Regions from separate parts of the Homo sapiens genome. Here region 1 is linked to region 2. A link is a contact called in ENCODE Hi-C data. All regions are on one chromosome and are shown on one strand. Each heading gives the region's core, a stretch centred on a gene start or an enhancer-like site at or near the end of the contact. The rest is flanking DNA. Distances are from core to core; before and after follow the strand shown.

Region 1 (5,211 bases), core at 806-3,305, 270 kb after region 2:
TGATGACCCTCTGATGAAGTGACTGGGAGACACTGGTTTAAATTATTCCAAGTTCACTTCTGCATCAGAGAGATTATGATTCCATACTTATTGACGAAGTTTCCATAGAACAACCCAGAATATATTCCAATCATCTTGTCCAGGTCTGCAGGAAGAAGGCTACTCACTTTTTGTTGTTCCTTCAGATTTTCTCTTTCTTATTCATTTTGCATATTTATTAAACATCTATCATGTGAAAGGTTCTGCCTCAAATAAGCTGAGGAACTCCCTTGCCACAGGAAGTATATGGGGAGATAAGATATGTGCATGAAGAAATATTCAAGAGAGGAAATGAAAAATACCTTAAAATCTCTCCCTTCTCTCCCTATACTTTACCTGGTGAGCAAAAGATAAAGTTAGAGGAGAAAGAGCAATCAGAATTTCTCCCCACCTCTGCAAACCCTGGTGGGACCTCATATGCAGCCCCTTTGGCCCAGAGACACACATGGATACAGTGTTTGCCCTCTACCTTCCCGGTAGCCACTCTCCCTCCTCCTGATAGCAGCTGTTCCTCCCTCATCTTGCTCCAGAGCTCTAGGTGGGTCTCTGTCCCAGCTCTGAGGATGTAGCAGATGACACAGGTCCAGCCAATCACAGCATGGCCTAGCCCTGGCCAGAGATCAATTCAGGAATGTGCACCTGTGCTAAGCTAGTCCAGTCAGAGCGACTCTCTCTCAAAAGTCTCAGGACTTTTGTGGGAGCTTCTAGGAAAAAACTCTGGCTTTCTCTTGTTGAAGGAAAGGGAAGGGGGAGAAAGAGCTGCTGAGGTCACTGTAGCCATCATGCCACCTAGAGGAGAGAGCCTGGGCTGCTACGGCCCATCCCAGGGAGCCCCCAGTAAACAAAGCCAAAAGAGCAGAAGGCAGCGTGGAGAGAAACCAAGTCCTAATGAGGGTCTCTGGGTCCTGAATCCAGCCGCACCTGCAGCCAGATCTACTCCTGGACGTTTCATTTACATGCATCCATAAATTCTTTTTTTTTTTTTTTTTTTTTTTTTTTGCTTAAGCCAACAGGCTTAATGGAGATGAATTTCTGTTACGTGCAGACAGAGTGGCAGCTGATTCATATCAACATAGGGACCATAAAGCATGCATTACTATGTAGTTGAGACATACATTAAGTTGTTTTCACATCTGTTATTCCATGCGACCTTCACAATGCCTTAAGAGGGAATATGGCAGCTTGGGGAGCAGAAAAGCCCTGCTAAAGATCAGAAAATAATGTGTTCTGCGCCCTTTCTATTCAAAGTGTTCTCCGAGGACCACCAGCAGCAGCATCTCCTGGGACCTCGTTAGAAATACGCAATAACAGCACTACCCTAGATATGCTGAATCAAAGTGAGTTTTCACAACATCACCAAGTGATCTGTATGCACACTGAAGCTTGAGAAGCTCTGTTAGAATACTATCTCTGCGGCTTCTTGGCTGGGTGACTATAAGCAAATTACCTGATTTCTCAGGTTTTTTTCACATAGACAACAGAGATCATGATAACACACTATAACAATGCAGCTTTAGTGCAAAACCAAAACAGCACTAAGTTTTAATCATAGCTCTTCCAGTAGCTAAGTACAATCCTGGGCAAGTTCCTGAATTTCTATTAGCTTCAGATTCCTCATCTGTAAAACTGAGATAATAATACCTGTCTAACAGGACTGATGTCAGGATTAAATAATGTATGTAAACTTCTTTGCCCCAGAGTACCGGGACTCAATTAAAGGTATACATTATTGTTATTGTTGTACTCTTATAATTACTGCTATTATACACCCTACACACTTCACAGGGTACAGTGATTACGAGACTGAAAAGATAATGTATGAAAAAAAATACTTAAAGCCAAATAACTCAAAGTATAGTCCTTTCCTGATCTGTAAACTGAGGTTCACAGAGGTTAAGCAACTTTTCTAAGCTCACTAAAGCAGGAAGCGGTAGAGCCCAGGCTGACATCACCATCTTCCAATCTAGGATAGGTCACATGGTTGTCAGTGGTTCTTTGTTTATTTGCTTTTTCTCCCACCAGACTGAGCTCCTCGCCAGCTTGCTACTTCTCCCTCCATGGCACCTGGCCCAGTTCCACCCACGGTGAGCACTCAGTGCACATTTGCTGAAAGCAAAACTCGACCATCTGACCTCTTTAACCCATGTTTTTTGCACCACCCCAAACTATCTCCCTCAGGAAGGTATTGCTATGCTTTGGTACTTTAATTTAAGAAGCCAATTACTGCCGTTAATCCTAATTAGAAACTTATGACAACATCTCATTTGGAGACCAAAGCTCTACTGGGAACTTAGTGTAGAAATTCAATTCCAGCCCCCAGGGAAGAATCCAGGAGACCAGGAACTTTGGTTGGATATAGAATGGGGTGGGATGCTTACTTGTCTGAAAGAAGCAATATACTTTTATTAGGAAAAAAAAAAAAAAAAAAGCCAGGTTCTGCCTGAAGGAGAACTGTTAGTAAAGGAATTTCAGAGGCAATGATGCAAGCAAAGCAGATTCAGGACTCTGGAAGCTGGTTGACACAGTGCCCATCTACATATGGAGACTTGTCAGAATGCCAGTCCTAGCCAGAAACATCCACTAAGCCTTTGTCTTCTAACTTCAACCTTGAAGGTGGATTAAGGCCTGTGGGTCTTAGACAAAATGGACCCTAAGTCAATGTGGAATGAGCTAAAGTGAACGGGAAAATCCCTATTAAATGGAACAGTAGAAAGCACAAAATAAGAGGGTAGATTCAAACACTAATACAGCATTAATTACAAGAAATCCAAATAGACTACGTGCTCCAGTTAAGAGAACTCCTGCAAACCAATAAGAAGACACAATGCAAAAGAAAAGCATGGGCAGATGACCTGAAAAGAAACAGCCCATCAGAGAAGATCCAGATGGAACAGCCAACAAACAGATGAAAAAGTGCTCAATCTCCATGCGCAATTAGGGGAATAAAATATAAAACTGTGATAAACTGGCCAGGCACGGTGGTTCACGCTTGTAATCCCAGCACTTTGGGAGGCTGAGGCGGGCAGATCATAAGGTCAGGATATTGAGACCATCCTGGCCAATATGGCGAAACCCTGTCTCTATTAAAATACAAAAAAAAAAAAAAAAAAAGTAGCCAGGCATGGTGGTGTGTGCCTGTAGTCCCAGCTACTCGGGAGGTGGGGAAGGAGAATTGCTTGAACCTGGGAGGTGGAGATTGCAGTGAGCCAAAATTGCACCACTGCGCTCCAGCCTGGTGACAGAGCAAGACTCCGTCTCAAAAACAAAACAAAACAAAACTGTGATAAACCATGATACTCTCCCACGACAGGCAAAAATTTAAAAGTTGGACAAGACAATGTGTTAGCAAGAATGTGGACCATTGAAAACTTTTTTTTTTTTTTTGAGACGGAGTTTCACTTTTGTTGCCCAGGCTAGAGTGCAGTGGCACAATCTTGGCTCACTGCAACCTCTGCCTCCCAGGTTAAAGCGATTCTCCTGCCTCAGCCTCCCGAGTAGCTGAGATTACAGGCGCCTGCCACCACGCCTGGCTAATTTTTGTATTTTTAGTAGAGACGGGGTTTCACCATGTTGGCCAGGCTGCTCTTGAACCCCTGACCTCGTGATCCACCCACCTTGGTCTCCCAAAGTGCTGGGATTACAGGGGTGAGCCACCACGCCCGGCCGAAAACTCTAATACACTACTAGTAGGAGTATAAATTTGAGACAACTAATTTTGGAAAGAGCTTGCTATCATCTAGGAAAGTTGAGGTAAGCATGCCTTATGATGCAGCTATCTCAATCTTAGTTATGTATGTACCTCTAGTTATATGCTCAAGTGCATATATACCAGGATGACATGTTTGAGAAGGTTCAGATTAGCCTTGTCCCTAAAACAACTCAAATGTCCATCAACAGTAGAATGGATAAACTGTATAGCCATACAATGGAAATGTATATAACAATGAAAATAAATAGACATGCCCAACAACATGGATGGCATCATGTTGAATGAAAGAAGCAAGATCTGTAAGAACACAGCATAATTCCATTTATATAAAGTTCAAAAACAGGCAAAACTAAACCATAATGTTTAGGGAGGCATATACAGGTGATAGAACTATAAGGAAAAGCACAGATATGATTATCATTGAAGTCAGGAGAGTAGAGAGGGAGGGGTTGAACAGGAGGAGGGACTCACGGGAGCTTCTGGATGCTGTCCATATTCTATTTCTTGACTTTGGTGGTGGTTTTACGGGATTTGTGAGATCTCACCCATTATTACTTTTTAAACCATACAATATATAATCAGCCATTTTTCTGTGTGTTCTGTTATACTTCACAATAAAACAAAAAAGAAGGAAAGAAAAGAAAGAAACGTAGATCAGCTAAAACAAAAGCAAACCCTGGTTTGGAACTATTTGAATGCATCCCTGAGTTCTGACAGTGGCCAATTCAGCCAAGGGCTGCTTAGAAGGACTTCTATGAGGCTTAAGACGTAAATATGAAGGAGAGAGAAGAGAACAAGAGATCAAGGGGGTGACAGAAGAAGAAAATGTTACTGAAGGTCTGTATAGGGAGAGAAGGTTGTATTCAAGGGTTTATGCCTGGAACTCTCAGCACCTTTCCCTTCTGACTTCCTCCTTTAAAAGTTCCCCTGTGAACATCTTCTTCTGGAAAACTTTCCTTGGCTCCCAGGTAGTCTCAGGCGTCTCTTTGCACTTTGTATTTACCTCAAGAGCACTTTTCTTGCCATGCTGCAATGGTTTGCCTCGAGATCCTCAAAGGCAGTGTGTAATTTCTGAATCTTTTCCTATCCTCTCCTTTCCACCAGCGTTTAGGTCAGTGCCTAACACGGAGGAGAAACTCATCTGGTGCTTGTTGAATGACTGAATGAGCAAGATAATGCTTTACCTTGAGCTGCAATTCCTTGTATCTCTTGGACATCCGAATGAGCAACTTCTCACCATTGATCACAGCAGATTTTTCTTGATAATACTGGACCATGGCCTGTGCAGCTTCTGTGTAAGCCATCTCTAAAAAGGCCTAAGAAAGAAAGGAAGGACACTCACTGGACTTGACTTTAATGGTCTTAAACAAGATTCAGCACAAGGCATGATTCCACGTCTATGAAGTTCAAGAACAGGCAAAACTAATCAACGGTGACAGGAGTTAGCATTGAGCTTCTCTCTC
Region 2 (5,019 bases), core at 620-3,119:
GCGGCCCGGCCGGCGCGGGCTCGCCAGGGGCGCCGTTGAGCTGGGTGGGCAGCGGTTCGGCCTCTGCGCCCCCCGGGCCCGCGCTGCGCTCGGGGCCCAGACCGTTGGGCCTGCGCTCGGTGCCCCCCGGCGGCGCGGCGACGGCGTCCGGACCCCGGCGGCTGGGTGGCACGCGGGTGCGACGCTTGGCGATCTGGTAGATGCGCACGTAGACCAGGATCATGATGAGGCAGGGAGCGAAGAAGGAGCCGATGCACGACGAGATGACGTACCACTTCTGGTCGTTGATCTCGCAGCGCGGCTCGGCCGGCTGCGGGCCGCCGCCGCCGCCCTTCTTCTCGATGGAGATGAGCGGCGGGAAGGAGATGACGGCCGAGATGACCCACACGGTGATGATGATGGCCTTGATGCGGCGCGGCGTGCGCTTCAGGTTGTACTCGATGGCCTGTGTGATGGACCAGTAGCGGTCCAGGCTGATGGCGCACAGGTGCACGATGGACGACGTGCAGAAGAGCACGTCGAGCGCCAGGTAGATCTCGCACCAAGCCTTGCCGAAGTACCAGTAGCCCATGACCTCGTTGGCCAGCGAGAAAGGGATGACGAGCGTGGCCACCAGGATGTCGGCCGAGGCCAGAGACACCAGGAAGAGGTTTTGGGGCGCCTTGAGCGCGCGGCTCGTGAACACGGCGATGATGACGAGCACGTTGCCGAACACGGTGAGCAGCATGAGCAGGCCGGCCAGGCACACCAGCGTCAGCGTCACCTGCAGGGAGTAAGGGGTGGCCCGGGCGCCGCCCCCCGGCGCCTCGGTCCCGTTCCAGCTCGCGTTGCCCGCGTCCGGCTGCAGGGAGCCCATGGGCGCAAAGCTGCCCTCGGCCAACGGCTGCTCCTGGCGGAACATGAACGCGGGCGCCCGCTGGCCTGGGCCTGCTGCCAGCTGCCTTCCGGCCCGGCGCCCGTGGGTCCTCCTCTTCCTCCGGCGCCCCGCTCGCCTGGCTGCGGCTCACATAGGGAGGGGGCCGCAGGGAGGCCGGGCCCGAACTGGAGGACCGCTAGCGGCCCATGGCCCGGGTCCCGCGAACTGCGCCTGGCTCGCGCTTCAGACGCTCTCGGTGGGCGCCTTCTTGCTCCGAGCTCCTAATACAGCCAAGTTTTATTTCTAAGCGGCGGGAGAGAGTAGGGAGAGCCGATGGGTAAAGAGAGATTTATTCTTCAAGAAGGGAGAACAAAAATCATCGGTGGCCTGATAACTTGGAAGGATGACAGGAAATTAAATATATATATACATATCAATATCTGTATCTTGAATCTTGAGCCTGAGCGAAAGCAAGAGGTCTTACCGTGTGCGGGGCCCGCCCCCACCCCGGGAGGCAGCCGAAGGGTGCTGATGCGAGCTCGGGGGTCCTATGTCTGTCGCCTTACATCCCCGAAGCGATTACCGACTCTCTGGCTTCCCCCAGACGCTGCGGTTCTGGCCCGGCCCGGCCCGGGGCTGGGGCGCGGACTCTGCCGCCTCTCGGAGCGCCGCGAGACTTCCAAAGTTGTGCGCCCTGCTGGGGCTGGGGCACACTGTGCGGAGCTCCGGGACGGCGGCGGCGGCGGGGTGAGGAGTGTGGGGGCCGCATGAAGGCACCCCCGTCCTCAGGCGGGCCGGGGCAGGTGAACGATCAGCTCTCCAGGAGCCGCGACGGAGGCAGGGGTTCTCCTGGGCGTCCGCCTGGTGGGCGCCGAGCGCTGCTGGATGGGCCGGGGTCCGACGACAGCGCGAGTTGGGGCAGGAGCGCAAGGCGGGGAAGAAGGCGCTGGAGTGGCCGGGCGGCGGCACGCCGGCTGCTGGGCTTCTGCACCGAGCTGGAGCTGCTGCTGCTCCGCTGCGCTCACGGTGGACTCGTTTTATAGCCCCAGGATCAAGCAAGCGTTGCTGAGCAGCCGGCGTCAGCCCCCACGTGGGAAGCCGACCCTCCCCCGCCCCTCGCACCACCCCTCCGCCAGTCTAGCGCCCGCGCCTAGCGCTGGACCTCGGGGAGCGTTGCCCTCAGGCGGGACGAGCCCTTTGGAGAGGCGGGTACCTTGAGCTAGAGACTTAAAGAGGGAGCCCGGGGGTGGGGGGTAGGGGAGGAGCGGCCCCTGCTGGGAGTTGGCCATGCAGCTCCGGGCCGACGGAGCAGAACGCAACGGGCACCCGTGAGTGCCCCCAAGAAGCTGGATCTTGGGAGAAAAGGGAAGAAAAAAATGGAAGGGAATCCCCGCCCAAATCGAGGGAAGTAACCTCCGGTGTGAGTTACGTCTGGAGCAGCCCAGCTCCGGGCCAGAGCCGACGCGGTCCGCAGGTGCTCCTGGAGGCTGGGGAGAAAGGGGTCCTGGAGAGGGAGGAAGGCGCGGCTTCGGATGGAACCCCTGGGGCGGAATGGACAGCACCCACGGGGAAGTGGTACAAGCCGGAGTTCAGACCTCCGCTTAGGGAAGAAGCGGCTACGTGTCCTCCCAGCCGCGATGCTGTCTGCGGGAAACGCAAGACCCGGGGTCTGGACCGCGCCCCCTTAGACCGAGGTGGGGAGGGGTCCAGGAGCCGAGCGCCAGGGCAAAGCGAGGACGCACTGACACCTGCTGGCCGCTCGTGGTCACGGCTGAGAAGCGACCCGCTGACGCCAGGCGCCTCCTCCCGTCTCTTAGGTCTTCTGCCAACAGAGCCTTCTCCTATCTCCGAACAAATTGGTTTCTAAGCTCAGGAAAGGAGAACCCAGAGTTTGAATTGCACCCTGCCGTGTTGCAGAAATCTTCCTAAAGCAGATACTCGTGTGTCTACCCCTGGCGGGAGTGGGGGTTTGTCTAATAAAGTCACATCAGGAAGGGCTCAGCAGGCACCGCCGGCCAGAACGGGCATCCCACTCTGGACCCGCACAGCCCACCCTTCCTGCAGATCCGAGAGAGGCCAGGATCCTGCCTCCTTGGTTGCACAGCTCTGGCTTGCTGGGAATCATTATGTTTTTGTTGAGGACCGAAAGCTAGACTCCACTCCCGCCCCGCATCCCACCCCCATTCAGATGTACACACAGCATCCTTCAATAAGGGGAAGAGGGAGTAGAATATTTTCCATGTTCTCTCTGATAAGAATAGCGGTGGGGGCGGGGGGGAGTGGGTGTGCGGCGAATGGCAAGTTTTTCCGTGCGTGCTAGCTGTCCTAGGATAGATTTTAACGGTCACTAGAGCACTAGCTTGCACCCTGCTAGCTGCACTTTTCAGATGAGAGCAAGCAGTTTAATGGTAAAACCCAAGAGGGTAGGAAATTTCAGCAGGAGAGAGATTAGACTTAAAGGAATGTCGTCTTATTTAAGGAACCACTAAACCAAAATGCCTTGTGCAGTCACCTAAGTTGGAATTCCAAGGATGGAACAGGCTGCCTCTCTGTGCAGCCAGCTGCAGGCTTAGGTCTGGCTGGGGGCTGATGGCTAAATTAAGGGCCCTGAGAATCACCTTCATTCCCAGCTGATGTCTATAGCCCGCACCAGTGATACAGTTATTGGTGCTGCTGCTGTTCATGTAGTCTCAAAATCTGTACTTTCCAAAGTATTTCACAGAAGTCTCATTTGACTTCAGTACCTTTGTCTCCCAATCTTTGCCCTAATGGTATAAACTCCCTTTCCAGTGTTAGTTCTGAGGAGCCTTTCTAATCTCCCTTTCTGGACAATCTAAAGGAAGCTGAGAAGACAATTTCCTCGCTCTGTTGAGTCACTCATTTTCCATCTTCTACTAAAGTCTCTGCTCTGAGGCTCTTGGCAGGGGCTTTGGACATCGCCAGTAGGCTCAGTTGGAAACATGGCTACAGTCATTTTTGCACAGCAACTAGGAACCCCACACTTCAAGTATGAATACTAAGAGACAAAAATCAGAGCCCGTGGCAATCTGGGGTTTGCTGTGTTGCTGTTTGTAGAACTCGGGAACTGAGTCTTAGGAGACCATCACTTACCATCTGCACCCCAGCTTCCAACACACTGCTCTTCTTCCTAATTTCAGAATCAAAAGAGGAAATAAAAACAAAGTTTACAGTAATTATCTTTCTTGAAATTTCTGCTGCTAGCCTGTGTATGACACCTCTTGTCATATTTTCTAAATGCTTCCCAAACAGCCAGGTGGTTTCTTAATTCCCTGATTTGGAGTCTTTTCTCCTAAAATGGGAACAGGTCTTTTCAGAGCCAGGAACCCTGAGGCCAATACACAACGAATACCAATAATAACAAGTGCTGCATTTTATTAAGTACCATGATGTATGCACCATGTGTAGGGTGATATACATGGCCCCTTTATACACAGAGTTCTTATTCCTGTCACATGTTCCTTATCACCAAAGGTTCTGCCTCCTCAGTTTGTCACACAGGGTCAGTATCTCTGAGCTTTGAAAAGCTATGTGGACACCATTAATTTTTGCTAGAAGATTTCATGCTGTGCAAGCTGAGTGAGACATTGCTGAGCAGAAAGATATCCACAAATATAATAATTCTCAACCAGGCCTATAGATCAGCATTTCCTAGGAAGACAAAATACACTTACCAATGCCCCACCAGGGAAATTATTCACCAGGTCCAAGGTGGGATGCAGCATGTGTATTTTGACAAAACTCCTTGAGAGCTGCAGGTGTGCACACCCTGCTGAAGACTTACCACCCAAAGCAATAAATCTCAGTGGGGGACAGGAGTGATGAGCAAGTGCCCTTGTGGGGACAGGAGGCAGTGTCCAAATTACCCGGGGTAGGAAGCCAACTTGAGCTAGAAAGAGTGGGCCCCAGATTGAGAATCACTGCCCTGAGCCAGTGAGACTGCTATGACAGTGTCATAGCCCTCCAGGGAGCTGGGACAGAGCAAATAGTTGAGAGCCACTGTAAATATGGAGTTTGGGTTTGATGGCCTGAGAAGGAGTCATTTCTGGGGACCCAAATGGGGGTCCATTATTACTTATATTATTACTAAAAATAAATAGTACCTATTAGCACCAACCACATGCTAGGCACAATGCCAAGCAGTT

Evidence for each region. A loop is a pair of places that touch in the nucleus more often than their neighbours do. Pooled maps may share reads with other maps.
Region 1: a map of ovary shows a loop between it and region 2 (2.5-fold over the local background). The contact joins the enhancer-like site here to the promoter of ADRA2A in region 2. A Hi-C loop is called at or near these places in 1 of 168 maps with a recorded cell type or tissue (ovary), 1 of 37 single-sample maps with no recorded cell type and 8 of 50 pooled maps.

What each region holds. Positions count from the first base shown.
Region 1 is chr10:110,799,640-110,804,850 of GRCh38, reverse strand. RBM20 (RNA binding motif protein 20) reads right to left here. Exons shown (of 14, transcript NM_001134363.3): 7 at 4,933-5,064. Among named protein-coding and RNA genes, the nearest start is that of PDCD4-AS1, 69 kb to the left of the region's middle. Within about 2 kb of position 2,055, at least 22 of the 41 ENCODE cell types and tissues checked have a DNase peak (open chromatin) inside an H3K27ac peak, as active enhancers do.
Region 2 is chr10:111,073,879-111,078,897 of GRCh38, reverse strand. It overlaps ADRA2A (adrenoceptor alpha 2A), which reads right to left and starts at 1,869. Exons shown (of 1, transcript NM_000681.4): 1 at 1-1,869. The coding sequence starts at 901. RefSeq lists a silencer at 1,857-1,906.